Regions from separate parts of the Homo sapiens genome. Here region 2 is linked to region 1. A link is a loop called in an ENCODE intact Hi-C map of the cell type or tissue named here. Cell type or tissue: endothelial cell of umbilical vein. All regions are shown on one strand. Links, peaks and the distances in the headings refer to the core of each region. The heading gives the core; the rest is flanking DNA.

Evidence for each region. Hi-C counts contacts between places; a loop is a spot of excess contacts. Peaks named below come from ENCODE experiments on the same cell type or tissue, not always from the same donor. Only the 100,000 strongest peaks of a DNase experiment are listed, where the experiment ranks them.
Region 2: a loop joins it to region 1, with 11 times the contacts of the local background. A loop is called at or near these places in 58 of 110 quality-filtered maps.

The regions. Positions count from the first base shown.
Region 1 is chr3:197,493,742-197,508,554 of GRCh38, forward strand. It overlaps LINC02012 (long intergenic non-protein coding RNA 2012), which reads right to left. Exons shown (of 1, transcript NR_145451.1): 1 at 11,521-14,813. Among named protein-coding and RNA genes, the nearest start is that of LINC02012, 8.5 kb to the right of the region's middle. RefSeq lists silencers at 8,550-8,713, 14,457-14,751. In endothelial cell of umbilical vein, for the core only: a CTCF peak has its summit at 8,402 (motif pointing left); a DNase peak (open chromatin) is centred at 8,370.
Region 2 is chr3:197,215,332-197,233,107 of GRCh38, forward strand. All of the region lies in intron 4 of DLG1 (discs large MAGUK scaffold protein 1), which reads right to left. Among named protein-coding and RNA genes, the nearest start is that of MIR4797, 70 kb to the right of the region's middle. In endothelial cell of umbilical vein, for the core only: a CTCF peak has its summit at 8,846 (motif pointing right); a DNase peak (open chromatin) is centred at 8,880.

The DNA.
Region 1 (14,813 bases), core at 7,388-9,887:
TAACAGTTCTTTGTTGCTCTTTGGTAAAAACTAAAATCCATCATGTGTGCCTGATGCCCTGCTGGTCTAGCCCCTGCCTACCTCCCCAGCCTCGGGCAGCACCACCATCCCTCTCACCCCCAGTGGGAGCTCCAGCCACCCTGCTTTGATTTCACGGAGAAGACAGGCTTCATTCTACTCAGAACCCTTTCTCGTGCTTTCTCTCTGCGTAGAATGCCCACCCTTCCTTTCTTCCAACCTTCCTTCCTCCCTTTCCCTCCCTCCCACCGACTCTCACTCATCCTCCACATCTGAACTCAAATGTCACCTTTCCAAGGAAGCTTCCCAGACAAGATCAGATCTCCCTACTAAAGATTCAAGGTTTTGTGATCATTTCTTTCATAGTATTGAGAGTTGATAATAAGATAATTGTTTGATTCTTTGATCAATCTCTGTGTCCCCATGATACTCTAAGCTCCATGAAGACAGTGGTTTTTTTCACCCCTCAGCCCCTGGCATAGTAACTGGCACATAGTAGATGCCTGGTAAATATTTGTTGATTGATTGAATTAGACAGAAAAATTATTGTAGAAAAAAATGTGATCCCAGTGAATGGTTCTGGAGATCAAATGTCCCTTTTCCAGGAAAGTGGGGCAGGCTAGGGAGACATGGGATAGGTTGTTTGTGTGTGAGTGGTGGAGGGTGCAGGGGAAAAGGGTTTGTCTGGGATCAGAGTTCAGCAGCTGGCAGCTCAACTGGTTGCATGGGAAACGTGATTATAGTGTCAGGAGGGATTAATGGAGTGGAGCAAAGGAGGTGGTTCCTGGTAGAGCCCTTCCCAGATCAGATGCATATGGGATTTGAAACCTGGAGGGAGGAACAGGAAAATGCAGTTGTTGGCAACAGCCACAGCAAACATCACCAACGTTTCTCTGGGGTGTAGGCTCCTCCAGGTTGCCGCACCCACATGTGAGAGGCCTTTGTCATTTCATGGGATGCACAGCACCTGCATTCCCTTTTTAGTCTTGGGAAATCCCCATGGCATGTGTCTTTCTGGGAGGCAGCCAGATTTGTTTTTCAAACCTGGTTCTCCAGAACTTTGTGGTGGGTCTCAATGCTACCCAATATCCTTGAATAAATTCCTTTTCTGCTTAAGTCAGCCAAAATGAGTTTCTCTTGTTTGCAGCCAAGAACCATGACTGGTTTAGTCTGGGGCCAGCAGGGAAGTGATGTTCGGCTTCTGCACGTAGCCAAGCACGTGGGTGCCACACATGCAGACACTCCGAGAGTGGACGGCGCCACTTTGGCGGCCTGAAAGTTAGGGGCTCCTCAGGAATGCGGCAGGGGGATGGTGACCATCTAGAGCCAGGAAGAGTCTTTAGATGGACTTGGGTGGAGGCCACAGCAGAGAAATCATTCTATTGTTGAGACATGTCCGTGGGTGGGACACCTGGTACACCCCAGACTGGGGCCTGGGAAGCACCTTTCAGTCGGAGGCCCAAGAACCCACAGCTGGCTCACGGCCTCGTGGGAATGCAAACCCTACCCCTCCCGGGACTTCTGGTACTTGTTGTGCTTTTCCTGAACAGACTGCACTCTAGTATCTGTTCAAGATACTTTTCCACTTCCATGACCCTGAGTCTACTACAAAGACTAAAATACGGGAGGAAATCATCAGAGCCAGAGTGCACTCACCACACTTCCCACACCTCAAATAATCGGATGTCAGAGCAGGGAAGGCCCCTGGGACCATCAAGTCTTGGGGTCTCAGATGTCAGTGGGCCTCAGAATCACCCAGGAGACTACTTCACATCATGGGTTCCCATGGATTTCCCCAAGCCCAGAGCTGATCCTCTCGGCCTGCTGTGAAGCCCCAGGATCTGGGTTTTGTACAAACTTTTCAAGCGATTCTCATATGAGTTGTTTAAATACAGTGATTTTCATCCTTCATCTCATCTTACAGAAGAAGAAACAGACTCAAAAAGAAATTTCCTCCTGACCAAAACCCCCCAGAGAATTGATTGCTGAGCTGAACACTGACCTCAGGCTTCCTGACACCCACTTTCCTAGGCTGGCCGGGCTCGGCTGGGGCATGGAGAGTGTCAGTTGCATGATTTTTCTTCACTTACAGGGCCCCCCGTCCCTTTCCTTTTTTTTTTTTTTTTTTTTTTGAGATGGAGTCTTGCTCTGTCACCCAGGCTGGAGTGCAATGGCATGAGCTCGGCTCACTGCAAGCTCCGCCTCCAGGGTTCCAACAACTGTCCTGCCTCAGGCTCCTGAGTAGCTGGGATTACAGGTGTGTGCCACCATGCCTGTCTCATTTTTTTACTTTTAGTAGAGACAGGGTTTCACCATGTTGGCCAAGCTGACCTCATGATCCACCCGCCTCGGCCTCCCAGAGTGCTGAGATTACAGGCATAAGCCACTGGCCGCCCTCCTTGCTTTTATAAGACGGGCTGCCTGTCATGGGAAAATGCTGAAAATAGGGACAGATACCCAGTGCTTATCTTGGCCAGAAAGGCTGCTATGGCCTTAGTGGAGCCGGAAACCCCGTAGACAAAGCCAGAAATGGATACAGCAGGACCCTCAGCCCAGGTTCCAGTTCTGGGTCTCCCAGTGATGTGCTGTGACCTTGGACAAGTCACCCCACTCCCTGAGTCTCAGTTTTGTCCAGTTTATAAAATAGGGACAACCCTGCTGTCTGCTGTCTGTCCTGCCTACCTTGCCGGCCTCTGATGTGAGTGTACTTTGAAAACTCCCAAGTACTGCCCAAGCAGAAGGGATTACTGACACTGGAGGTGTGACTAGAATACTAATTTCCACCCAGGGTCCCCTGAGGACATGCTGGGCCCATCTTGGAAACAGTAGAGGAAGCTAAGAAGCTGCCAGCAAAGCTGGAGGAGATTGTCAGAGCCTTATGGGCTGGCTGGCAGGGAGAGCCCTTCTGCTCACACAGCCCATTTTCTTCATGCTCCTGTGTCAGGGAAGGTGCCATGGATGAGGACACTCACGGCGGCAACTGTGTGTGTGTGTGTGCTGGATGAGGGTGGGGTATGGGAAGTCACTGGATCAGGGCCCTCCTGCCTCTGGCCTGGTGCTGCCAGGACCCTCCCCCCATCTCTTACAGTGTCCTGACTCAGGAGCCCTGGGAAGTACTCAGAGGATCCCCAGGGAACCCCAGGAAGTCACCCCCCACCCTTTCATGCCTGTTTTGGCTGTTGCAGCAGGTTTGAGAGAGTGGATGAGCTCAGTCACCCTCTTTCCTTCCTACCACATCAGAACCATTCTCCCAGCTGGTGGGAGTCCCTATTCTCTTTACGTTATGAGGATGCCAGGATGCTCACACAATGCTGCAAAACACTTGCTTTGTCACCTGGTCCAAGTCCCTTTATCTCTCTGAGCCTTTTTCTCATCTGTAAAAGAGGGGAGGCCGGGCGCGGTGGCTCACGCCTGTAATCCCAACACTTTTGGAGGCCAAGGTAGGCGGATCACGAGGTCAGGAACGGAGACCATCCTGGCTAACACGGTGAAACTCCGCCTCTACAAAAAATACAAAAAATTAGCCAGGCATGGTGGCACACGCCTGTAGTCCCAGCTACTCAAGAGGCTGAGGCAGGAGAATCGCTTGAACCCAGGAGACGGAGGTTGCAGTGAGCCGAGATCGCACCACTGCACTCCAGTCTGGCAACAGAGTGAGATTCCATCTCCATAAAAAAAAAGTGGGGCGGGAGTGCGGGGAAGCAATTCCTGTGCCTCCTTCCACTATAGGGCTGCTGTGTCGAATGAGAGCAGGTGAAGGCGGGCTTGTTACACTGGAAGGATTTCCACTCTCTTGTAGAAGAAGTCAGGACAGAGGAGGCCTGGACAGAGGACCCACGAGAGGGGATGGTAATAGAAATGTCCTCCACTCCAGGAGGCAGGAGAGCTCTGCAGAGTAATTTCATTCCCGTCTCTAGCTGGGCTGTCCCAGGGCGGCAGGTCCTTTGCCTCATGATGCACCCCGTTCTGCCGTGCTGGGCTCAGCCTAGAGGCTCTGAGAGAAGACGTGTCAGACTCAGGGGCATCACGGTGGTGAAACCCGGAGAAAAGTTTTCAGAGACCTAAGCAGACACATTCCTGGGCCCAGGTGTGAAGTCGTCTAGGCCAGTGGGTCTCAAACTCAAACATTTTTAGCAGAACGCTTCCGTGTCAGATACTTTTTTTTTTTTTTGAGACAGGGTCTCACTCTGGGGTCCAGGCTGGAGTGCAGTGGTGTGATCATAGCTTACTGCAGCCTCCAACTCCTGGGCCCACCACAGCCTCCTCAATAGCTGGGACTACGGTGCCACCATGCCCAGGCTAGATACTGCTGAAGAATCACTGGGACTTTAGGAAGTTCCGCTGATTTATGGCACAGATGGGGAAATGAAGCTCAAAGAGGGGATGGAATGTGACCAAAGCCAGGCAATAAACCAGTGGTTAAAACAAACAAACAAACAAACAAACAAGCAAACCCACTTCAAACGCAGAGCTAACCCTCGGCACAGGTGCGCTTCAGAGAAAAATGGAAAGGTTCCTTCATTGAGGGGTCTTTTACACAGCCAGAGGATGGAGGCTCACAAAGGGGCTAGCGGATAGGTAAATAGGGGCCATTTATTGACATAGTTGCAATAAACAAATCTTACTGGGCAAGCAGGAAACTCATGGTCTCCTTTGAAAATGGAGGTGTTTCTCAAGGTGTGCCTGAGGCACTGAGCCCCTTTCTGAAATAAAGCAGAAGCAGGTGAAGCAGAACAGGACAAATGGACATTCCTTCCAGCTGCTTCAGCCCTGGCCCCCTTCCAGTCTCCCCAGAGCACTGGTGGCCAGGCTTTGCCAGTGGCCAGCGGGAGACTGACCCAGCCGCACAGAGGGCCCCAGGTGTCTCTCAGCGGTGGCCATAGGACACCTGAATGAGCCTCGAGCCAGAGAGAGTGACTTTTTGGCGGGGCTCTGCAAGTGGCTTTCTGCCCACAGCTCAGGGGTGGGAGTGAGGAGTCAGACCTCCAGATCCCTCCACCACGTTCACTCGGGACAGGTGCATGAACGGCGGCGCGATCCGCACAGGCGAGGAGACGACCGATGGGGGCGGACAGCCGGACGCACGGCTGCGTCACTCACCCTCAGCGACCAGGGCCCCACGTCCCTAAGCGCGGAGCTGGGGGAGGGGTCGGCCAGCTGCAAGGCCGCGGGGCCGGGAAGGGCCGGGAGGAGGCGCCGGGGCGGCCGGGGCTCCCAGGGAGCCGCTGAGTGGGGGAGCCGCGCGCAGCATCTGGGCCTGGGGCGGGCGCCCGGGGAGCGCGGGGTGTCGCCAAGGGGGCCGCACGACCCGCCCGCGGTGAGCGCAAGGCCCGCGTGCCCCAGCTCTCCTCGGTGGGGATTTTCCTCACCTGGAAAACACACGGGTTATGGAGGGGGTGGTGGTTAATCGTCGCACGGGGAAACCGGCAGACAGGTTCTGATCGAGCCCTTCATCCCAGTCACAGGTGGCAGGTGCCGGGCGCCACGACCTCACTGTGCAGGGCGCACGCTCTCTCCCCGCCCTCCCACACCCCAGCGGCCCCAGGCCCTGGGGGATTCTCAGAATGTTCCACGTGGAGCAGCGCTTGGAGAGCCCCTCCCCTAAGGGCGGGTGGGGGGAGGAAGGGCGAGGGTTTAGACCCCCACCCCCATTCCACCCAAGCACCCCCACTTTGTCTTTACTGCATTGAGACTTTGCCTGAGAGGTCATTTAACCCAGGGCCGTGACTAAACACAGCTGCCAGGTCCTCTTTCAAGTCTCATTTTGACTTCGTGGTGCACGCATGACCTTGGGCCACTTAGAAACCTCGGTGTCTCAGGTTCCCCACCCATAATAGTAATAGTACCTCCCTCATAGGGTCCTGGGAAGGATGAGTGAATAAACGCTTGTGAAGTGTTTAGAACATAGTGAGTCTGGATGACTCAACAGATTGTTTGCTGGTGAGCTGGGTGTGGTGGCCTACGCCTGTAGTCCCAGCTACCTTGGGAAGCTGAGGTGGGAGGATCGCTGGAGCCCAGGCGTTCAAGGCCAGTCTAGGCAACATAGCCAGACCTTGTCTGTGAGGAAAAAAAAAAAGATGTGTTAGATGTTGCTGTTATTATTATTACTATTGTTTTCCAATGAGGAGAGTGAGGCCCAGAAAGGATAAGGCGTTTGCTGCCTGGACGATGTGGCCAGTTGGTAGTAGAAGAGGGAATAGTAACAAGGCTTCCTGGCTGCCCAGATGGAATCCATTATTTCTTGGACATTTAGTGGTTGCTGCTTCATGGATATCTTTGAAGCTAAACAGATTAACAAAAGCCCACTTGGTGGTAGGCCATGCTGCGTAAGGAGCCTCTGGTACCACCTCCATGATCCTCAGGAACAGGAGGAGTGAGGAGAGGAGGAAGAGGGAGAGAGAAAGGAAGGTGGGGATAGAGGGAGGAGGTGGAAGAAGAGGAGTCTTGAGTCTTCTTAGCTCAGCCACTAAACGGGAGGTGGTCTCACTGGGGATGCTTCTGAGAGGACACTTTCATTAAGAAGAACTAAGCCAGGCATGGTGGCTCACACTTGTAATCCCAGCACTTTGGGAGGCCGAGGCAGGTGGGTCACCTGAGGTCAGGAGTTCAAGACCAGCCTGGTCAACATGGTGAAACCCCGTCTCTACTAAAAATGTAAAAATTATCCTGGTGTGGTGGCAGGCACCTGTAATTTCAGCTACTCGGGAGGCTAAGGCAGGAGAATCTCTTGAACCGAGATCACACCACTGCACTCCAGCCTGGGTGACAGAGTGAGACTCCATCTCCAAAAAAAAAAAAAGAACTAGGCCAGGCATGGTGGCTCACACCTATAATCCCAACACTTTGGGAGGCCGAGGCAGGCAGATCACCTGAGGTCAGGAGTTCGAGACCAACCTGGCCAACATGGTGAAACACTGTCTCTACTAAAAATACAAAAAAAAAAAAAAATAGCCAAGTGTGGTGGCACGTGCCTGTAATCCCAGCTACTCAGGAGGCTGAGGCAGGAGAATCGCATGAACCCAGGAGGCAAAGTTTAGAGTGAGCTGAGATTGGGCCACTGCACTCCACCCTGGGTGACAGAGCAAGACTCCATCTCAAAAATAAGAAGAAGAAGGAGAAGGAGGAGAAATAGCCCTCTAAAATATTTCAAGTTTAAGAATTTTGTTCAGAGAATAAGGATGAGAGTTTGGTTGCCTATTGTCTCAGCCTGTTTTGTGTTCAATTTTGGCTCAGTCCCAACCTCATGAATCTCTCCTTTCAATCAAAGAGGAGCTGCCTCTTCATAGCCCAGGTGATGTCAGGGAGGCTGTGGCCAGCATGGCAGGAGCCCTCTTCATTGCCTGAGGAACAGTAAGTGCTTGCACCCAGCAGTTAGAGACAGTCTGGTTCTGAATCCTGTCACTTTCTAACTAGGAAAGATATTTAAACCTAAGCTTCATTTTAGTTATCTATAAAATTGGGATTATAAATCTTGCCTTATAGTATCACTGGGAGAATCAAATGGGATAATGCATATAACATGCTTAACCCAAGGCCTGGCGTGTAGGAAGCACTTAATAAATGCTTATTACTTAGGATCAGATGTGGCTTCCTGCCCCCATGTGTATGCGATGGCTTCCTCATCTCCTGTCCAACTGGACTAGGGGTTCAGTTAGGATTTGCTTTGCATACAAGGAAATAATTCCAAAACTGTAATAATGCAGAAAAGGTGGAAGTTTATTTCTTCTCACATAAAATCTGAATGAGGGGTCAAAGGTGGAATGTGGTTCCCCAGTGTCTGGGATCCAAACACTATCTTGTTGCAATGTCATAAATATCTTGACTTTATGGCCCAAGATGGCAGCATCCCAAGTTCCAGGCTGCAGGATGAAGTGCCGAAGGAGCCAAAGGAGATGCATATAAGCTCCCCTTAAGGAAGGTTCCTGGAAACTGTTGTACCACCATTTCTGCTTACATCCCATTGGCCAGAACATAGTCACATGACTACCCCCTAGCTGCAAGGGAATCTGGGGAAATGTAGTCTTTATTATGGCAGCCATGTGCTCAGCTGAACATTGGTGGATCTATCCCTATAGAAGGGGAAAATGAATTATCAGGAACATGCAGCAATCTCTGCCCCCAAGTCCCAGCTTGTCTAGGCTAGCTAGGCACCTGGAAGCCAAGTACCTGAGCACTAGAAAACCGGGATGGGGGCATGCTGCTTCTCCTCAGCCACCCCCAGTGGCTCAGTCTGCAACTGAGAACATGGAACTGGAACCGAAACTTAGGCCTCTTGCCATGGGTCTGAGAAAGCCCTGCCCTGTTTAATCACCTCCCTGACGCGTCCCAGCCTCAACACTAAAGGCAGGAGGGATACTAGAGAGGCAGCTGACTGCCCCCTCCTGGCCAAGGAGAGGACAGTGAGCAAAGCTGCAGCTCCGAGGGGCAGAGGGCACAGCAAGCTGGCAGGCTTGGCACAGCCTGGTGGAGTCGCCCACTGCAGGACACACAACTACAAATTGTGGGAAGGCCGGGCCACCAGCCAGTGCCACAATCCAAGTGCCTAACTGGAAGGATCTGCACTGGGGGCTCCGCCCTTCTTCATCCTGTTAATGAGAACACTCGAGCAGGCCATCTGGCCTTTGCCAGGCTCCCAGCACACCTGTCTCCTCTCTGTCCTGATGTCTCTGAGAAGGGGAGGAAAACTTGCCTGCATCTCCCCACACTGGCACTTCTGAAACAAGCCCTCCGGCCCTTTCTGCTCCCGGAGTTTCACTCCTAGTAGCCACCAGGGGACAGAAAAAACCACAGCCACAGGTGCTCCAGCTCTCCCTCTCCCAGGCCTAGCCCCAGGTCTGTCACTAACTCGGGATGCAGCATCCCCGTCTTCTCTGACCCCCCTTTTCCTTGCTGTGCCTTGAGTCGCTTTTTAGATATAAGTTTCCTGGGCTCCACTCAAGACTTACTGGTTCTGTTTTTGAACCAGTTTCCCAGGAGATTCATGTGCGGTGCGTTTAGGATCCAAGGGGCTGGACGGCTTTCACAGTCCAGCTTAGAGTGATCTGGTTCTGACAGGACAGAGCTGTCTGAACAATGTCCTGGGGGATGGGGCACTCCTAACAGCCCTTTCTTCCCAGGGGCTGGAGTTCTTCAAGCCTCCCCAAATTATCCACTTTCCTTTCAGAGTCCATCCCCCTGAGGTGCTAAGCCATTCTCATCCTGCTCTGCTAGCTGGGAAATGTCCCGTCAGGTGCCCCACCTCCTGTTTCTATCTGTCAAAACCCTCTTCACTTGTCAAGTCCCAGCTGAAACACAACCTCCTTTAGGGAGCATCCGTTACCTCCCCAGTGAGAATTTCCTGCTCCTTCCTGGGCTGCCATGAACTTTGCTCATACATCCACTATAGCCCAGGCTGTCCTGAGTGACAGCTCTCCAGGTTGGTGCGTCCTATCTGCTCCACCCCCTCACGCCCTCAGCCCCACAGGACTGGGAACTCCTTCAGGCTGGGAATCAAATCTTACCATAGATATCCTGCAGCCTGATTATAGATCACTCTCAACCCTGAATGCTTAAAGAGAAAACACAGGAAGCCAGGGCCTGGGTAGGACAAACTGAGTGCTAACAGAAAGAGTCCAGGCCGGGCGCGGTGGCTCACACCTGTAATCCCAGCACTTTGGGAGGCCGAGGCGGGTGGTTCACGAGGTCAGGAGTTCAAGACCAGCCTGATCAAGATGGTGAAACGTCGTCTCTACTAAAAATACAAAAAATTAGCCAGGCATGGTGGCAGGCACCTGTAATCCCAGCTACTTGGGAGGCTGAGGCAGAGAATTGCTTGAACCCAGGAGGTGGAGCTTGCAGTGAGCAGAGATCGTGCCACTGCACTCCAGCCTGGGCAACAAGAACAAGACTCCGTCTCAAAATAAATAAATGAAGATCCCAAACACAGATAACCAGGGCAGGAAGAACTGGTCCATTCCCCTCCCCTAAGCTGAATGAATGAATGGGCTGATCCTCCTGGATGATTTTGAGGGTTTGTATTCCAGAAAAAAGAAAAACAAAAAACCCCTTCTTTGTCTAGGATGGACTTGTCTAGGCTTTTAGGCTTAAGGCCTTCTGGCGAATAATTTCTTAATCCACTCAGGAAATCTTCAGGGATTTCCAGTCAGGTGGTGATGCAGGGCTGTGGAGTCTGTTCTGCACTTAGCAGTCAGGAAGGGGGCCTGCAGAAGGCAGTGCCCTCCTCTGCCCTAGGCCTCTAGGATGAGCCTGAAAGTGGGCTCTGGCTGCTGTGGTTCAACCCTGAGTGGGTCCCCATTTCTGTCTGTGCCTCTAGAACACCCTTGGGCTACAGTGTCTGCATTTCTCAGAAAGGCTGGGGTGGGGACGGGAAAGAATTTTTTAGGCGGTGACTGCAGCAGCCGGGGCACCTACTGAGTCCCCGCGTTGTGCCAGGCGCTGGGCTGGAGAGCTTACCCACTCACCTATCTACACAACAACTCTGCAAAGTACAGACGGTTATCCCCATCACAGACAAAAAGACATCGAGGTTTGCAATGCTCGCTGGCAGCAGCCCCAGTGTTAGTGTTAGTGACCCTCCCCACCCCGCCCAAAAAAAGAAACTAAGGCTCAGAGAAAGTAGATAACTTGGCAGCATTATGCAACCAGGAAGTTGCAGAGCAGGATCAAAGTTAGGTGCATCTGGCTCCAAAACTTCTGTTCTTTCTAACTGACCTCACCCAGAACACAGTTGCCAGCAAGGCCTGCGTCTGTCCCCATCCCTCCGTCTGCAGGGTCTCTGAGGTCTCTTTCACCTCTAACAGGGCATCACCTGTGGGCTCTCTTTCTCAGGGACCACCTAGGTAAATCCACACAGGCGAGGAGAGGACCAGCAGGCACTAAAGCCAGACACACAGCTCTGTCACTAACCCTCAGTGACCAAGGCCCCACTGTCACTAAGCACATAGCAGCGGGGAGGGGTTTGCCAGCTGCATGGCCAGAGGAGGCGGGGAAGGGGAGGGAATTGGAGGGCCTCGGGGGGCGAGGGCAGGAGAAGCGCGGACCCTCCAGATGTGCTGTTTCTTTCTCTGCTGCAGTAACCCGAGAGCCTATCTATCTCTTTTTAATGTTCTGCTGTTTTCTTTCGTCGTACACTTAACCGCACAGAAAATAAGCCCTAGGGCTGAAAACTCCAGCTTGTCGTGGTGCTGGCAGTGGTGTGCGCTCTTCCACATCTGGGTGCAGCCTAAGCCTCTTGTCCGGTTCTGCCCTCAGCCTCCACACCACGTGCCCAGTCCCACATATCCAGAGCCCCCTGCCTGGTTATTCTCCAAGCAGTCCCAGCACCGCCTGCTTGGCAGCCTCAGGTTGTTGGCCTCTGGGTTTCCAGGGGCCCTTATATTTTATTATTCCTTTGACAAAGTCATGGGACTCCCTAAGTAAGGAGAGACCCCTGCCCACTCACACCTCTCGCATCAGCTGTCCATGAGGGGCTCCAAGGCTGTGCGGGGAAGAAGACAGACTGTGTTAGATTGAAAATGAGTATTTTTATTTACATGTGATGGAATCGAGCCTCTCACTTCCCGGCCCAAGTCATGCCCACGGTTACCCTGTGTCACCCTGGGCTAGACAGTGAGCTCTGGGAGGGCAGTGGGCTGCCTGCTGTCGGACGACCGTGCCTAGACAGGGCACAACGAAGAGATTCAAGTAATAAAGGGGCAGAGGGAGAGGTAGCAGCTGCCGTCCGGCACAGGGCTGCCCCTCAGAATGTGACACTAATATGGCACTGGGACCATCGGCAGCTCCTCCGCCCTTCCCATCACAGCCCCGGAAGTCCCATTGTACCTCCATTGGAACGAGAGCCCATCAGTCCCGCCAGCCTGCAGGGAAGAGTCTGATGCCCCTCGTGACATCACCGAGCTCTCCCGACTCCCTAGCGGCCTGCTGCTGTTGACCCTGCTTCCTGAAGGTGCCCCGAGTCTCCATAAGGCACAGGCTTCTCTCCCCGCACCATGCTCCCTGTTTCTTACGGCAGGTCCCACACCACTTTGTCCACCTCTGGTCGGACATTATGAGCCAAAACCTTTATCCAGAACACGATGTAGGTAGGAGAAAGAGAGGTTGCAGCAGAGTAAATGACCCAGTCACAGAACACGTGGCCAGATGGCCCCGCAGAGCACTCACCGGCTGAGAGTGGCCGGAGGGTGGTGGCCGGTACAGCAGTGTACCCAGTGCAGTCCACCACGCCCGCACTTGTCTGGCAGCAGAGTTGAGCGGCACTTCCAGGCCCCAGGAACCACGGGCACTTCCTCCTGAAACTGGGGTGGCTACAGCTGAAGCTGAGAAGAGCAACCAGCCTGCTGCTATTTCTGAAGGAGCCCAGTGTGGTTACTCAGTGTGCTGTAATTAAACTCATCTATAATTTGATAAGTGGGAGTAGCCTTACATTTTAGAGAGTAATTAAGTCTCACCAAAGGAGAAGCACATGGTGCTTCTGGGACCCAGCATCTCCTGAGGTTGGTCCCCATTCACTCTCCCTGTCTCTACACATCTCCACAGATGCTGAGGCCGCCAGGGTAGGCCTCAGCCACAGCTCTCTCCACCCTCAGGCATTCCATCGACATCCAGGCCCCTGGGAGATAGCACAGACACTGCAGACACACGTGCGACGAGACAGGGAAGCCTGGGCCTCCCTTTCCAGGCTGCTCCGCGAAACTGCGGACTAGGAGGAAGCTGGCTGTCCTGCTTGCCTGCCTGCCTGCCTGCCTGCCTGCCGCTCCTTCGCCACGTGCAAGGCGAGGTTCTGACTGCGCTGAGTCCAGCCCAGCTCTGGGCCCCAGTGTGGAGACTGAGGCAGCCTGAGGGTAAAGGAAGGGGCTGCGGGTATAGAAGTCAGATGGGGCTGGGTGCAGTGGCTCACGCCTGTAATCCCAGCACTCTGAGAGGTCGAGGCAGGTGGATCACCTGAGGTCAGGGGTTCGAGACCAGCTTGGCCAACATAGCGAAACCCCATCTCTACTAAAAATACAAAAAAAAAAAAAAAAATTTAGCCAGGCATGGCGCACACCTGTGATCCCAGCTACTCGGGAGGCTGAGGCAGGAGAATTGCTTGAACCTGGGAGGCAGAGGTTGCAGTGAGCTGAGATCACACCACTGCGCTCCAGCCTGGGTGACAGATTGAGACTCTGTCGCAAAAAAAAGAGAAGCCAGATAGCCGAGGTCTGGATCTTGTGGGGTCTGGATCTTGTGAGGTCTGGATCTTGCAGGGTCTATATCTTGAGGGGTCTGGATCTTGCGGGGTCTGGATCTTGTGGGGTCTGGATCTTGCGGGGTCTGGATCTTGGCTCTCTCGTTTCCTGGCTCTGTGATTTTGGGCAAATGACTTCACCTCCCTGAGGCTCAGTTTCCTTATTTGTAAAATGCAGACAATGGCACCGCCTAAGATATAATCCGTTTATGCAGATCAGATGAGAGATTTGCCACGAACTCACTTGAGTAGTTGGGAGGGGCACGTGCATGTGAGGAGTGTCAGCATCTCACCAAAGCTAGTAAACCTGTCTCAGAGCGCTTGGCGGCTTGAGGGGAACTCTAAAGACCATTCAGCCTGGTGTGTGTCATCAAGAATGAGGGATTGGATAACCACAGCTGAAACCTGTTCAGACAGCGAGGAGATGGAAATCTTGTCAAATGGGAGACCTGAGCTCTTAAACCTGACTTGGCCACTTCCAAATATCTGGAAGTCTATTTCAGAAGAGTTAAATTATTCTGTGCAGGTCTGGGTCATAACCAGGTGCCAAAAACATTAAGTGAGGTGGTAGATTTCGGCTCAGTCTTTGGATAAACGTTTCTGAACCAAGGAAATGGCTTCTTAGGAAGTAATGCACCCCCTGTCACTGGAGGGCTTCAAGCCCTGGCTAGCAGGCTCCTCATCCGGGAGCCTGGGAGTCAGGCATGATGATGGCTGAGTCCCCTTTCCTCCCCTGGGGTTGTGGGGGTCCTGGCAGCCTGTCCCAGCCCTGGTCCCTTGCTCAACAGCTGCCCACCCCGTGCCTCCGAATGCGCCACTCGCAAGTCACCCTTCCTTAGTGCCCGCACACACCAGAGAGGCCTCATATACTGTGGGGTTGTTTCATCTCCCCCAGAGCACCAGAGCCCCTCAGCCCTCTTGCTCTGTCTCTTTGAGCAGAAATCATCACTAACTTCTCAAGCACGGCGCTCATATAACCCTCAAGCCCTTTGAGGGCAGCTCCAGAATCCAGCTCTGCCTGCTTGGTCTTTGAATTCCTAGAGCCTGCTCTCGGGAATGGCCTTGACAGAGCCGACTTCCCGCTGGAAGGATACTGGGGGCTCCTCCAGCACATTCTCTCACAGGGGGCAGCACTTAGAGCCCAAAACGGGAAGGGAAGGAGGGTCTGGCTCGAGTGGCAGGACCCCATGGTTGCTACTGTGCGTAGGCTGAGAGTCTCCTCGCTGTTACGTAACTGAGGACTTCTTCCCTCCCTATTTTAGATCCTGCTGCCATCTGCCCTGATTTTCCGCATCACCAGCTCTGGGCTGGAGGTTAGATCTGGCTGGACACCCAGCTCTACCCCTCACTTGGTGACAGACTTGGGAAAGCCTGTTTCTGCAAAATAAGATAACCCCACCCTGCCTATCCTGCCTGGGTTGCTGTGAGAATCAGGTGAGAGGAAGCTGTGGTGGCTGGGTAGCAGGACCTGCACTTGGCCCCTGTGCCTGGTTGCTGTCTGGCCAACCCAACCTGGGGCTGCCTGAGCCAGGGGAGCCTCTGCTTGCTCATGTCGGCTCCTATATCAACACAG
Region 2 (17,776 bases), core at 7,874-10,373, 280 kb before region 1:
AGTATCCATTAGAAAAAATGAAATGTGACTCCTGTATCATACCAAAACAAAAATTTCAGGCAGATTTGAGATCTCAATGTGAAAAGATTTAATATAAAACTTTTAGAAGACAATACTACATAGGAGATTATGACTTCTAGTATGTAAGGATAGTCAAAACAAGACAAGAAATGTGTAAACCTAAACAGAAAACACTGGTAATTTGACATTAAAATTACCAACTGATTCTATTCATCAGAAGATAACATAACGGTCAGTTAACAGAGTTACGAAAGAAAAAAAGAAAAGAAAAATAAAAAATGAACATATCCTAATGTGCTGAACCAAAAAGCCACAAGCCATAAAATCTCTAACAACTATATTCAACATTACCCAGTGGTTCAAAAATATACAAAATCAACAATTTATTGTTCAGGAATTGTTTTTTAAAAAAGCAAGGAATACCAAATATAGAATTCAGAATTATTACTGAGTTGGGAAGGAATGACAAAGAATCTGAGGAGAGCAAACAGGGGACTTCTAAGGAAACAGGTATTACTCTTTTATTATTTTTAATATTATGTAGCAATTCTTTATACCTACATATATTTTATACCTATTAGTTTGTATCTACTCAATATTGAATAAAGGCAAATTTTAAATGCCATGCAAATGACCAAGAAACCATACTCTGTCAAACTTTTGTATACCACTAGGGTTCACTGAACCCAATTCTAGTTTTTATGGGGCAGAGGGTGGTAATTAAAAGCAATTCTAAATATTTTAAAGATTGCTTTTCCAATATTGTTACTCTTTCTTAAGATATTTCATATAACAAAGAGAAAATTTACTTTTTTACATATGAATAAAATTCATTCTATCTGGAAATAAATCATCACTATTCCATCATCCTTCAGACACCAACTTGGTAAGTCTCTCCTTTTTTTTACTTAAGCTTTTGCTGAACACAGTTAAGAATTCAAAAATTTTAACTTTTGGCCTGCGTTGAAAGATTCCCAAGATTATTCCCAGATTCAATGATTTGCTGGCAGGACTTATGAGAGTGAGTCATATTCACAGATATGATTTATTACGACGAAAGGCTACAAAGCAAAAATCAGCAAAGAAAAAAGGCACATGGGGCAGTCTGGGGGAAACTGGGAGCTACTTTCCAGAATCCTCTCCCAATGGAGTCACATAAGATTTCCTGAATTCACCCACCAACAAGTTGTGACAATACATGTGAAATGCTGTCTACCATGAAAGACTGTTAGAGACTCAGGACCCAGGGTTTTCACTGTGGGCTGGTCACATAGGCACCTAGCACATGACAAAATTTCAGACTCCCAGAAGGAGGTATTCGGCAGAAATAGTATTTTGTATAAACAGTTTAGGCACAGTAAGCGACTTGATCAGCTAGTGGTAGGAATCCTTCTGAAATCTAAGTTTCCAGACACTAGTCAACAGCCAACCTTACAAGCTGGCCTTTTCAAAGAGAGCAGTTTAGGTTATGTTAACTTTTTTGTGAACACCACCATTAATGGCAAAGAGAAGAAAACTGACAGAGAGATATTTTACAACTACTAGCTGATCAAAATATGAATGAAAATAAAGATAGCAACACTGTAGATTAATGACAATGGCGAATTTAATTGTAGAAGTAACATCGGAGACAAGTCTTCACATGACAATATTCTAAATGAATTTTCTCAAATTCAAGAATAGATGAGTGAACAACTTAGGTTTAAAGGAAATGTAGCATTTTCATCCACTTAGTCATTAAACAGGACTTAATCATGCAATTTTTTGTGACAAGAACTTGGACCATCCCAGTATCCTAAGAGTATATGTGAGAGTATGCTCTCGTTTTTTATAGTGATACACCATAATTTGTCCGTAAGCTGACAACTGTTGAAGGTAGATAAGTACACAAAGGTGGATGAAAGGAAACAGATGATACAAAAATAAAGAATTAAATGGACTGATCATTCTAATTGGTGTTGATTAATCAGAAAATGAAATGCTTTCCAATTATGGATCAAGAACAATGAATGTCCTCCCTACTTCAAGATTATGAACCATCGAAGTTTGTAAACTATGTTTTGATTTCAAGTGAAAAAACAAAACCTATTAAAATTTGGAATCAGTATGTACAAAATGGATATATATTTCATGTTCATGTAGGGCAGCTGATGAGTGGTTATTTACATTCAAAGAATACCACACATTTTGGGTACAAACATCTTCACAAACAAATGTGTTATAAACATACAATGGAATAATACTCAACAATTAAAAGGAAGGAAATACTGATACAGGCAAGGACACAGATGAATCTCAAAATAATTTGAAAGGAGCCAGACTTAAAAATAGAACATATTTTATGGCTCCATTTATATAAAACTCTAGAAATGCAAACTAATCTATAATGACAAAAATCAAACCAGTAGTTGTCTGGGAGAGAAGAGAACAGGGAAGGACAGGAGGGAGGGACTGAAAAGCAGCTTTGGAAAATTTTTTCAAGTGATGGATACATTTACCATCTTGATTATAGTGATGGTTTCACAGGTGTACACAGATGTCAACACTTAAAGACGCTGTACTTTTTTAATATGTGTAGTTTATTATATGTGAATTATATCCCAGTAATGCTGATTTTAAAAATTGGGTTTGCTATGTTTAGATTCTAATTAAAATTTCTAACAAAGATTTTTCATTACTCCTTTATTCTTCTGTTATTTACAAACAACTTCAATTATTTAAAAATAAAAAGAACAGCAATGTAAGATAAAAAGTGACAAAGAATGATGAACAATCTTCTAGATACTGTGGGTTAAGTAACTGTCAGCTAAGAGAAGTGTTCGAGGCAGTCTGTATAGCAAATATCCAACACTTACAAAAACGATGAAAAGAGCATGATGAAATTTATAATCATCATAATTTACATTTCAAATTTGTGAAATATGTCAAATATGGATTGCTCTTTTCTCTAAAACCAATGAGGAAGCCTAAAAAAAGGCTTCTGCCAGGAGTTCCCAGTGGTTTGCTTATCACATCTCTTAATGGCTATGAACTTCAAGGGAAGGTTTCTTTTTTATGTACTTTATCTCCAGCAAGTGCCAAAGACAGCTTAAAATAGACTCATTTTCTTAAAAAACACAGCTATACTGTCAGAACAAACCCACTCTTGGACCGTAAGTCCAGGAAAACACAGTCAACTGCTTCATTCCTTAAAACGTACTATCAAACAAGTTATTATTTTCTACTTCTGCAAGACTAATAAGCAATCAGGAACTATAACTTCTCCTGCTGTCTGAGATGTTTTTACAGAGACCGTTCCCTATTGATGGATAGGCTATATTCAAAAAATCAGTAATTTTTGCTTGTTTGGAACAATTTAAAATAACAATGTAAATTATGACTAGGTTCCTAAAGCCAACCCATAAAAAGCCCACTTAACACAACATACCTTAGACCTATATTAATTCAAACACAGGTAGTCATCAAACACACACAGATGCATTTTGAAATTAAAACTCGGCCGGGTGCGATGGCTCACGCCTGTAAGCCCAGCACTTTGGGAAGCCGAGGCGGGCGGATCACCTGAGGTCGGGAATTCAAGTCCAGCCTGACCAACATGGAGAAACCCGTCTCTAGTAAAAATACAAAATTAGCCAGGCATGGTGGTGCATGACTGTAATCCCAGCTACTCCGGAAGGCTGAGGCAGGAGAATCGCTTGAACCCAGGAGGCAGAGGTTGCGGTGGGCCGAGATGCGCCACTGCACTCCAGCCTGGGCGACAAGAGTGACACTTGGACTCAAAAAAAAAGAAGAAAAAAAAAAGAAATTAAAACTCAGATTACCAAAACGTTCACTGTCCTCTTACCTATCCTCTATTCTCAAACACATGCTCAAGATGTTTCTTCTTTGGTAGTAGCAAATAGGCATAGGGTGGCCAAATTGAGAAGCAGAGGCTACAATGACTTTCTTAATCTGAAAATTCAAGTAATTTAAACATTGAATATTCTTAAACCACATCACCTTTACTTATTCACTTGGCAATCTCCCTTGATGATAGGATTTGTTCAAACCTAATTTACGAATGCTCAGTGAACTTTATAAATAAAATGTTTTACAAAAATGTGATATATCATCAAAGCCTAGATTCAAAACCTCTTTCACATGCTTGTCAACTTAAAGCCCTGGCTCTCCCTTTACTAATAAGCCCTGGCTGAATTATGTCCCCCGCCCTCCCCACCAAAATTCACATACTGAAGTCCTAACTTCTAGTACCTCAGAATGTATCTTTATTCGAAGACAAGGACTTCAAAAAGGTGATTAAGATGTGGCCATTAGGGTGTGGTAGTCCAATCTGACTGGTTTCCTTACAAAAGAAGGAAATTTGGACACACTGAGAGACACAGCGGGGATATGCATGCACGGAGGAAAGGCCACGTGAAGAGGCAGTAAGAAGGTGGCCATCTGCAAGCTGAGGGGAAAGGCCTCAGGGGAAATCTCACCATGCACAGAGGAAAGGCCTTGGGAAATCTCGCCGGCACTTTGAGCTTGGACTTTCAGCCTCCAGAACACTGAGAAATTAAATTTGCTGTCTAAGCCAACCAATAAATCTGCAGTTTTTGTTATGGCAGCCCTAGCCAACTAATACAGAGCTTTAAAAAACATTACTATGTACACTGTAGAATTTAATACTCTAAAAAGTTTTATTCCATCGTCTCCACTGACAGAATTTCTAAATTAATAAGAGAAAAGTTACACTAGGTAACATGATTAGTACATAAATGCCTTACGGGCAGATTTCCTTTGTTTACTGCTATATACCTAGTGCACAGGTGCTTAATTACTGAGAGAATGAATCAATGAATAAATTAATCAATAATTTTCTTCATAAAAATTAGAAAGACACATACCCTATTTTAACTTCCTGAAATGATTTCACTGCTTCAATGTTATATATTTAAACCAAGTGGTATTTGTTTTAAAATAAAATGTTCTTTTAAAACGTACGACTTTCCATTTATAAAAAGAAAATTTTATAAGTATATAAAGTGTGAAAAAGAAAATTTCAAAAATAAGTACATTCTTAAAGGAAGAAAAATTACATTCCAAAATGTAATGTACTAGATTTTCAAAGAAAAGGCTAATAATATATATCACAGTGTAGTTCTAAATGGATATAGGAGAACAATAATCAACTATTTCTAGCTGCAGACATATTATGGGGCCACTGCTATCAGCAAATGCTAATAGAAACTATTTCCCAATATATGAAAAAATTATTTAATTCATTCAGTTTAAGAAAGGAGTTTTTGGACTTTTTTCTTTGTACCCCACCTATCCAGCAGAAAAAGAAAGGAGTTTAATACACCATCCTGAAAGACTGAGGAACTAGCTAGAGTCCCATAGTCACTGAAGAATACTGTTTTTCCTTTGGAGAAACCATGAAGTCAATAAAAAGGGACTTTAAAATAGAACAGTACCCTAAAGATACTGGCTCAATGTAAAGGTTTGGTAGCACAGAAATGAGAAAGTACATTTCATCTTAGAAGAAGGAAGATACTAGAGGAGGGCTGTGCTTTTAATATCAAAAGGCATTTAACCTTAATTACTGTTAAAAATTATTCTAATCCAATTCTAACAAGCAAACTGCTATTGATCATTATTTATTACACAGTATTTTTCAATTTGAAATCTTTTTGAAACAGTATTCTTAAATAAGAATATCTTAAGTTACCTATTAGTGCTCAGTGAACTGTTTCAAGGAAACCTTACATACCACATACCATACCCTAAAAGCAAAGGGGCATACTCCTTTTACTTGAGTGTAATGGTAGCTCTTTTGCAATATTTACTTTTGCTTCTGAAGGCTGGAACAAAGAAGTGAGAAGGATAAAGAAACATAACAGGGACCGGGCGTGGTGGCTCACGCCTGTAATCCCAGCACTTTGAGAGAACAAGGCGGGTGGATCACCTGAGGTCAGGAGTTCGAGACCAGCCTGGCCAACTTGATTGAAACCCCATCTCTACTAAACATACAAAAAATGAGCCGAGTGTGGTGGCGGGCGCCTGTAATCCCAGCTACTCGGGAGGCTGACGTGGGAAAATCACTTGAATCCGGGAGGTGGAGGTTGCAGTGAACCGAGCCGAGGCTGCACCACTGCACTCCAGCCTGGGTGACAGAGTGAGACTCCATCTCAAAAAGAAAAGGAAAAAAAAAAAAGAAACATAACAGGAAGCAAACACTCAATAAAGCTATGTTTCAACCTTTATGTAGACATTTTACCAACTAGATGTGTGAAGAGAGAGCCTCAGTTGCACTTTTCTGCTTTATCTCAGCTAAACAGACACATTACTTGACAAGTTCTAAAATTAATCCGACTTCAGTAAAAATACTGCCTGTATGCATTAGGTCAGACACTGTAGATTGCTTTGCCCAACACTACAATCTGTTTTCCCTGCTTTTGTTTAATATAGAGGCTATAAAAGCTAAATACTGTACAGTCATCCTTTGGTATCTGTGGGGGACACGTTCCAGGACCTCCCAAAGAGACCAAAATCTGAAGATACTCAAGTCCCCTGATATAAAGTGGTGTATGTAGTATTTGCACATAACCTATGTACATCCTCCCATATACTTTAAATCATCTCTAGAGTACTTACATTGCCTAGTACAATGTTAATGCTATGTAAATAGTTGTTATAATGTATTGCTCAGGGAAAAATGACAAGAAAAAATGTCTGTATACGTTCAGTACAAACACAATTTTTCCCCCGAATTCTGATCCACAGTCGGTTGAATCCACAGATGCAGAACCATGGATACGAACAGCTGACTGCAGTTAGGTTTCCAACTCTCCCTTACTACTAGGAGAGTCCGTGTGACACAGTTTTAATCAATGAAATATACGCAGACATCTACTAGCTTCATAAACCACACTCCTTTCCCCTTTCCACCCTTTCCCCGTCTTTATGACTAGAGCTGCAACAGACATCTTTCAATGAAGCAAAGCCCAAGAAAAAAGATGTCCACAGCTGTAGCAGCTGCATATTTCCAAGCTGACTATAATGAGGAAAAAATAGGGGTCCATTTGTTTAAAGTCATTGTTAGTTTAGTATTTATTATTTGCAAATATCTTAAGCATATTTCACCCAGGGAGAAGTGGGGTGGGTAGTGGGGAAAATGATGTAATTGTAAGATAGGTCTTCTCGTTTTCCACCCAATTATCTCTTAACAGCAAAAAACAAATCATTAAGAATATGAAGCAACATAGCAAGGAGATACGAACAAGTCCCTGAAGCTACTTGTATCCCTGGCCAAGAAACACAGCTAAGTGGGAACAGTACCTTTTCCAATAAAATAGAATCGCCAAGGCTTTAACACCTTACACTATTTCCCTGCAGAGAGAAGACACCCAAAAAAACACTCCTGACTTTATACTGGGTGTTCTGCCTTCCCTCTGGGATTCTCTCACTTCAATTACTGCTGTCACCAAACATACTTTAATGCTTTATTACAAAAAGCATTCTGACGGCTTCTCTTAGGGCAGTTAGTAAAGGCAAGAACTTTCAAGAGCTTGATACTACAAAAAAACAAACAACTTTAACTAGCTTCACAAAATATAAGTTTCTGATCGTCACATACCTCATTTCCTCCTAGGGACCTTAGGCTCCGGCCTCACTGTGCCTACTATTTTGAAATAGCTAATTCTACACTACAGAGTTGGCATACCTTCAGAGGCACTATGATTTTGCTAATTTCTGTTCACATCCACCCCTAAAGAACTGCCTCCTAAACAGCTTCATAGTCTCTACATTAAGAACTTGAATGTCCTCTGCATTCTCCTCACATTCCCAAAGGTCCTTTCTCTGAGTTCTAACGCGAGACATGAGAGATTAAACAGGCTTCTTTCCACAGAGACTGACACCAGAAATTAACTCATGTTTTGCTGATACTGCTCCAATTATACACACGCATGCACACTCTCACTCTGACACACATGGGGACTTCCAAGATTCTATAGTAAACATATTGCTTCTTCATGATAATCTATTACTGTAACCTTCTTGGATAAATGTCTCATAAAGAACAGAATGGTTAAGAGGTAAACTCTAGTCCCATAGAAAACTGACTTTTTAAAGATACTTAATTTCCAACAAACAAGGTGGTGTTTTTATTCCTTTTCAAAAGCTCATTGCCATAAATGAAAATATTCAGCTTAGTTTTAAATGTGATTTGGAATTTACATAGTAAGATTACTTGTTGTTTACATACAAATTAAGGAAGTAAACAGTTATTAATTGACATTAGAAGTACTGTTAGAAAATAAACTTTTTGCACAGGCAATACTGGTATTAGTTTATACACTGGAAAGAAAGATGTGTTTACCCTTATTGTCTCAAGCCATTTCTGAAATGTTTTAACTAGAAGTTGTGGGATAATTCTGGTATAATTCCCAATGTGTATTCTTCTTTAATCACATATTAAAATTTTTAATTAATTTACTTGTCAGTTTCACCACAAAGCCTTAATAAATTTTGCATCTATCAAAATACACTAATGAAAAATGTGACTAGGATGCTGTAGTCTTAGAAACTATATTTCTACACGTCTCTTGTCAGTACTACCTGCCATAAAATTCAAACATTTTGGAAAACAATTTTTAAAAACTCTATCCACAAATGGTTAAGCCCCAAAATAACCCACTTCTTTTTATTTCCTAAATTAAAGTATCTAATGATTTCCTAAATTGTAAACATATAACTTAGATGCCCTTTTAACTATCTTTAATTACCAAGTTATGTGACATTTTCAATACAATATTTTCTTCATTTTCCCACCAGAGGGCAACCAAGAACCTCAAGTGGTGCTGTGCAATGAATTTAACAGCATCCAAAGTGGTTTAAAGGAGTGGAGGATAGGGGAGGACTTTAAAGTCCACCAAGACTATCAGACTAGTCATGAGCAATGCCATGTTACTTCTTAAAACCTTTTATAATAATAGTATTTTGAAACATCTTATATACATAAGATGTTTAATTTACCTACATATAAGGAGGAACATTTTTTACAGTGATTAGCTTTATAAAAATATTCCTTAAAAAATTTAAAATCCTTTTCCTAAAACACTCTGTTGTACATACCACATGAAAAAACAGGCTTAACACCTAGGGGAAAAAAATGTAGCCTTAGCTATTTAAACAATGCATATGAATTTTTTACTGGCTCATAGTTTAACAACCAATACGAATGTTAAATTTGTTAAAAATCTGTTTCTATCAGCAGCATACTTTTTCTTGTGCAATCATTTCCATTTCCTATTTCAGAAAATTTCTGAAATCTCAGTAGGAAAATAAGAATTCTCTGACAAAACAAAGAACTTAATGTAAAGAGGGAAAAATGCTTGGGTGACCAGAAAAGCAATATATTCTTTAACAACCTTTCAGCCTAATTTAATCAGCTAGCAATTTGAGACCTCTTCACATCAGCAATTGAAAAGTTTCAGTCATACAAAAACTAAAAAGAAAAAAAAGTTCGATTCAAAACAATACCTCAAAATAAGTAATTATTCCCCCAAATACTACGTTAGAGGGCTCTCTTCCTACAAATAGCTTTAAACCACATGTTGTTTTTATTGTTGCTGTTGTTGAGATGGAGTCTCGCTCTGTGGCCCAGGCCGGAGTGCAGTGGCGCGATCTTGGCTCACTGCAAGCTCCGCCTCCTGGGTTCACGCCATTCTCCTGCCTCAGCCCCCCAAGTAGCTGGGACTACAGGCACCCGCCACCGCACCCAGCTAATTTTTTTGTACTTTTTAGTAGAGACGGGGTTTCACCGTGTTAACCAGGACGGTCTCGATCTCCTGACCTCATGATCTACCTGCCTCAGCATATGTTGTTTTTGATTGCAGAAATCAGGTAAAAATGCACCCGCTCTTTGTTCCATCTAATATTTTATATAAGAATAACCATCTTTAAGGCAAACTACATTCATTTTATTTATATAGAACACATTACTAAATTAACCAGTTTCATTTATAGGAAATGAGTAGTAAAGTCATGGTTCTTTTGGTGTTTATTTTGTTCAAAAGCTTTCTTTCCTCTATACAATCTAAATAGCAACACAATTTAGTATCAAAATCAAAGTCTATGGCATTAGTTTAAATATTAAAACTGCCACAAGCAGTTTCTTCCATCAAAGTGATGTCAGAAACCATCTCCAGTCCTGCGTATCAATGGTGTTTCCTGTACACTTAATTCTCCACAGTAGCAACACATAAAAACCAAGTCAATAATTAATCCTCATTAATGGAAAATGACATTTTACATGCAGCTTTCATAAAAATCAGATCCTTTTCTACTATATCTTAACTGTGCACAGACCAATTCTTTACTCATGTCAGACACACAAAGGACAGGAATCTATTACATGAATTAAAGTCAATCAAACCATCTAACCTAAATTACATTTCTTTGCTGAAATACTATTGGATTTTAAAACCAAGCTTTTTAAGGAAGTATTATTCAAACCCACCTTACATCCAAACATTAAGGATATTGTGCTGTTGGAGCATGCTACTTTACAGTGGCATAACATCGGAGAAAAGCAATCCAAGTTTTTGATGCTAGGAGACATTTTTTCAGACCCTGAGCATTTAAATCGATCCAAGACTGAAATTCCAGAAAAATGCCTTTGTGCATGTTGTTTGCTGACTGTCTTGAACATTTAATCTAGATCCAAAGCATTCTTTTTAAAAAAAATTGTATTAAAATGTTGCATTCTTCATTGTTTCCACCCCCACAGCAGAGATCAGGTCGGTATACTATGATTGGAATTAAAATGCTGTTTCTTTTTCCTGCATAATAAAACTGCTTCACTAAAATTATAGTCAAATTACCAGAATGAAAGTGCTCATTTAGCACCACTTTGTCAGGGCCTTGCTAATATCCTTAAAATGTAATCCAGCATCGGATTCACCACAGAGCTCCACTTGCTGCAGTACAAGCTCTGCTATCTCCTCCATGAGAATAAGATACAACTCGAGCAGAGCCACTATGCTCAAATATATGCTGGCTGCTTTGGGGGAGGGGCAAAGATGTTGCAGCAAGGGATTCATTACACGGTTCAATAAGAGATGAGCCCAGAGCTTGTCATATGTGATGCTTTCTTACTACACCACTAAACACTGTAGTCTGATTTAAAATATAGTTTTAATGGTAAAAAGAGTACCTCAATTATCACATTTTGTAGTTTGATTCCTCTCTATAAACAATTCAAGCAACAACAACAAAAATCAATCATCTGGCAAAGTTAAGTAGAATAATTACAAATTAAACTTGGACAGTAAAAAAAGTTCAGTATTTTCTAATACATCAAAATCACTTAAAATCTGGAAAAACATTACTGAACCAATTTTGATGTATATCTATACCATATGGAAAGTTTAAAAGCAGAAAGTCAAGCAGTTTAACTCACCGACATATCACTGATTTATCCACTCTTTCAAATATTATTTTCTGTGCTTTGGCTTTTTAATCAACCCTTTGGCAGAAAAGCTATCATTAACTAATTACATTCAAAGCAACAAATAAAATACTGTGAAAATGTCATTCTTACAGTATTTTATATTTAAAATCTTGCACACAGATGTTACATCTTATGCAGTACCTTCGCTATAATTTAAATGGACAGTATTTATTGAAACTCAAAAGCTGAATTAACAAATGCCAGTAAAATACTAAATAACACACAAAGGAATATTTACTGCTTCATCTATGTAATTATCTTTTCTTTCTTCCACTATTATTTGGGTTGTTCTAAGTACTACATCTATATTGCAGTTAAGAAATATAATTGCTAATGAAGACTGTCAACTTTTACAAAACTGCCTGTAATCCCAGCACTTCAGGTGGCCGAGGTGGGTGGATCATCTGAGGGTCAGGAGTTCGAGACCAGCCTGGCCAACATGGTGAAACCCTGTCTCTAGTAAAAACACAAAAAAATTAGCCAGGCGTGGTGGTACGCACCTGTAGTCCCAGCTACTTGGGGGACTGGGGCAGGAGAATAGCTTGAAACTGGGAGATGGAAGTTGCAGTGAACCGAGATTGCGCCACTGCACTCCAGCCTGGGCGACAGAGTGAGACTCCATCTCAAAAAAAAACCAAAAAAACAAAAAACAAAAACAAGAACAATTTTACAAAACTAAAATTATCAATTCATATATTTGTACTCAACAGCCTGGTCTCTGTATGCTTAGTAAGCAAAGCTGTTTGTGGAAAAGTATACTATATTTTGCTATACACCAGAAACAGCGTGCCAAAAGACAAAAATTCCCTTACCACCAACCATAACTCTAATTCCAAACCTGCTCAAGAACACTTTTAATTCCAATTTCCTACACAATTCTCTATTCTGTTCCATTCCTACTTATGTAATTGTATAAGGGGTGAGAGAGAGAAAAAACTAGGTTACATTTCTAAAACAGTAAAGGAAATAGCTGGTTCTCCAATCTAATTACCCTGACAGGTAAATAACTGCAAATCACATGACTTGTGGAACTTAAATGAAAAGTCAAATGTCAACTGTAACTAGGGCAAGAAAAAGTAAACTGTGCTCCTTAGAAGCCTTTATATTTAAAAATACATTTACTAAGTCAGAGCCATAGTTGTTAAGCTGTGGTTCTCAGCCTTTTTCACTGCAGTGCCTCAGAGGTGTCACCAATGTTCTTTCATTTTAAAACTTTCATTTTCAAATTTACAAATTTTAATTTTAAAAACCTGGAAGCACAAATGTGTAACAAGTTTTAATACTGGTGTTTATCTATAACAATTTATTTATCCATACTACCAAGTAAACTCATTTTGTGTCAATCTCAAAATACAACTTCTCCAATTTTTGTGCACATGGAGGATTTGTCTCATTGATCATGTAGGTTGTACACGCTGAGTCTTAATAAAATTCAGTTCTGTGCAGACATGTCTGCTCCCCTAAAACTATATAAGCAAGCACATTATTTGGCACATGTCTAATAGAACAAAATGTCAGGCAAAGTTCAAGCATGTCCACTTAGCCTGTGCTCTTAATACAGTCTGCCTTATTCAGTTGGTTACACAATAAACATGTAATATATTCAACTATGATAATATTGTGCTATGATCATTTTAATGATTACTAGGAATTAACCAGTGTTTCTTGTCTGTTTTTTTAGTAAACTGAATGAATGAGTTCAACGTATACATTTTGGGTCAAAATTTACCATACCTAAAACTGCAGAAGACAGTATAAAAAACATGCATTTGATTTTGGGACCTACCAGGAAAAATGACTAATTTTGACTATTTTGAAACTCTGAGTGGATCTGATAGATTTGCACTAAAGTGTCTTAGGCTGTTCTGCTTTTTAATGATGTTATCTAACAAATCAATATCCCAGATACATTCAGCCAAATAGTACCTATCAAACTACCTAAGAAACAATATTTAAGTAATAATAATAAATAATTATTAACAGTAGCAATTGTCATTTAATAATTACTACTAGTCAGGCATTCTGCAAAGTGCTTTCATGTGTCAGAAAAATTATCAAAAGCTTGGAAAAAGAGGCAAAAAAATTGGTAGTACGTTCAATGCTGTATAGAGACAAAGGTTGTTCAAGATTATCCAGGGCAATGGTTTTCAACATGGAACAACTTTGCGCCCCCAGGGACACCTGGCAATGTCTGCTGCCCAATCGAGGAAAAGAGTCTACGGGCATCTAGTGGGTAGAAGCCAGGGATGCTACTAAACATTTTATAACAACACACTGGACAGCTTTCCACAACAAAGAATGATCTAGCCCAAAAATCAAGGATGCCTAAATTGAGAAATTCTAATTTAGGGGAATGCACACTTTAACACACTATTTACTAGAAGTCCCATCCCAGCACTTTAGGAGGTCAAAGTGGGAGGATTACTTGAGGCCAGAAGTTCGAGACCAGCCTAGTCAACACAGCAAGAGTCCATCTCTAAAAAAAATATAAATAAATACTTGGGAGGCTGAGGTGGAAAGATCACTTGAGCCCTTGAGCCACTGCTTGAGCTATGATTGAGCCACTGCACTCCAGCCTGGGTGACAGAGTGACAGCCTGTCTCTTAAAAAAAAAAAAAAAAAAAAAGTCCTAGACAGTGAAGTTATATATGTTAACCTGTAGCTTTTTATTCAATAGAGAAGCAAATAATTTTTGCCCAGATAACCACAAAGATTAAATTCCTGGCCTCGTTGGATATTAATCAGTTTCTTATCTAACTCAGCAATCTTCTATTAACATTGCCTATAAATACTTAGATAACAAATGCACTCTGGTCAAGTTTAACATCTTACTATTTCTCTCATTAACAAGTGAGTGGAATACAATCTGTGACACATGTTCATTCTACATTTGCCTAAGAACTTTGCTTTTTTGAAAATCATACCTTAACAAGCGTAATCGCCTTACTTAATCCAAATATGATTATTTGGATATACTTTAACACATGTAATTACCTTACTTAATCCAAATATGATCTACCTCTTACGAGGTAAAAAGTATTATAACGTCCATTTGATAAATGAGAGAAACTCAAGGCTTGGAGGAGTCACATAATTTATCCATGGTGTCACAGCTAGCAGAAATGGGAATCATGTCTGACTACAAAGCTCATTTTCAACAATTAATAAATGCAAGCCAAGGTTAGATATTTGGCGAGTCAAGTCCAAAGTCCTTACTATTCTTTCTACCTGCTAGAATGACAATTTAAGGCTATCAGGCAAGCTTTAAAACAGTTTTCAATTACTAATCTGTTTAAATTGGATTTTTCTCAGTACTGTATAACAAAATAGAGGGAAAAAAAGATGCTGAGATTAATGTTATCAAAATGTTTGCACTACTCAAAACTGCCTGTTTAGATTTATATAATAAACAAATGTAAATATGAATTTATTAAGTAAATATATGGTAATAAATACTACCTATATTACATATTACAGTTCCATGTTTAAAATTTCACTGTCAACTGAAATCTTATAAAAGGGTTAAAATACAAGAGCAACACCCAACCAAACTCCTTCACCTGTCACATTAACTGGAGATCAAACAATATAGTAAAAACATCCAACTATTTAGTCATGAAATTTTTTCATTATATATTAACTCATTATCAAACAAATGCTGAGTTATTGTTACTATCATAAAACAAGGGTAAGCTAACAAATTTTTTAAGTCCAAAAGAAGCTAAACTTGTAGACCAGCAGTGTTTAAATAAGCAGTGTTGTGCTTTTCTTTTTTAATTCCTAGATGATTTTGACATGTCACTGTCCCCAATCCCACTGATTTTCAAAACATCATGGTAAATCTATTGATAAATATTTGAGTTTCATACCAAAGATAGTAATAGCATCTTTATGTAAACAATTGTAATTCCTACAGAGCAGAGGACTTAGGTAAGATCACAAAGTGATGTTACATCTCAAGACCAGAAGTATACATCTTAAAGAATATTTGAATTTAATTTTCACACTTGCCAAAAAACAAGAATAAAATGATAGTAGTATCTGCTAAGAAATGACATTGCTTTCCATGATTCTTCCAACTGCTTTACATATAGTATGTTATTTAATCATCTTAATGCTAAGTAAGTTATAGCATATAACTAGTTGCTATAACACCTAAGTTTCCATGGTGACAGCTTCAACATGAAGAATTAATGAACATTCACTGATAATTTCAACATTAGAAACTATCTCCAACAGAAGCGCCTAACAGTTCTTAACAGTGAAGAAATGCAGCTAGATCACACTGCTGTAAGAGAACCATATGGGATTTAAATGATTAATGGAGTTAGAGAAACACTATTTTTCTTAAATTACGTGAAGAATTAATGCTGTGGTTTGCTTATTTGCTGTCTTTTTGAAACGGCAGGAATTAAGCAGTGACATTAGATACCTATGAATTTGCCATCAATTTGTCTGGCAAAGAATAGCCCACAATAATGTGGACATTTCTGTTATAAGTAGGCTTACAAAGTTGATTTAGCAAAAATACCATACAACTGATTACATTTTGTTGTAAGAATACTAACATACAGCCAGGTGTGGTCTTACACCTATAATCCCAACACTTTGGGAGGCCGAGCGGGCGGGTCGCTTAAGCTCAGGAATTCAAGACCAGCTTGGGCAACAGAGCGAAACCCTGTCTCTACAAAAAATACAAAAATTAGCCAGGCATGGTGGCAGGCGCCTGTAGTCCCAGCTACTCGGGGGGCTGAGGTGGGAGTTGGCTTGAGTCTGGGAGGTGAAGGTTGCAGTGAGTCAAGATTGCACCACTGTATTCCAGCCTGGGGAAGAGAACCAGACCCTGTTAAAAAAAAAAAAACAACAAAAAACAAAACAACAAAAACCAAAAAACAAAAACCACTAAAATGCTACTCTGCCAAATAAAATGTTGAATGAAAATTAAAATTAATGTCAAATCAAATGCAGTAACATTCACTCTTGATCAAACTGCACTACCTTGACTGATTTCAATTAACCACAGAATTTCAGCTGCTTTCACAGTTGAAGACAGCCAATTAGAAGAAATGAACAAATTAAACTGTGACTACATACAATTTCAATAATGGGGCAAACCTGTAAGATACAAATCATACCATGAAACCGCAATGTACATGGTCACAATGGAGAGCATAAGAATCAGAGGAACACCAACAAATTCATGCAAATAATTTGCTTTGTGTATTACTATTTATAAATCTGTTCTAAAAGGAAACCTGGTATAATCTCAATCACCTAAATTTGAGCACAAAAAACAGCTATTTGGATTGCCACTCTACTCTGAGTGGCACTGTTCTGTCATAGTAATGGGTGATAAAAATGTGAAAGAAGACCAGGCATGGTGGCTCACTCCTGTAATCCCAGCACTTTGGGAGGCTGAGGGGGGAAGACAACTGAGCACAGGAGTTCTGGCTGCAGTGAGCTATGATCACGCCACTGTACTCCAGCATGGATGACAGAGACCTTGTCTCTTAAAAAAAAAAAAAAAAAAAGGTGCAAGAAGAGCCATGCTAATGATACTGCTCATGGTAACAAAAAGAAAACTATTATTTTAGAAAAAGCTGGAACTGGGCTCAGTATTAGGTTTATAGCTCTATGCTTAAATATTTAAAACCATTTAAAAAATAAATTCATGGAGGAAACAAAACTTTGTTATCATGGGTCTGAAACTCTGACCTCTAACCTACTAGATCCAAATCTTGAACATTCATCAGAAGCAAATGAACTTGTTAGAAATGCATCCTGCAGGCACTTCATGAATATTTGTTCAACAAATGGTATTAAATTATCTGCCGTGGTTCTCATTTAAGGCTACATGATATGCAACGCACAGTTGATCCTAAAATTACCATCTATCTGGCAGAAAAAAAAAAAAAACTATGAAAAGCTTCCTTGTGCCAAATTTGAGAACTACTAAGTATCTCCACAGAAAAAGCACGTGACAAAATCCAACAACTATTCATGATAAGGGGCACCTACAAAAAACCTACATTTAACACCATAATTAATGGTGAAAGACGATGCTTTCTCCTTAAGACCAGAAACAAAGAAGGATTTACACTCTCATTATTCCTATTCAAAACTGTACTGGACATTCTAACCAGTGTAATCAGGCAAGAAAAATAAAAAGCATAACTGACTGGAAAGGAAGAAGTAATTACAAAATATGTAGAAAATCCTAAGGAAGGAATCGTCAGAAAACTTAAAACTGCAGGATAC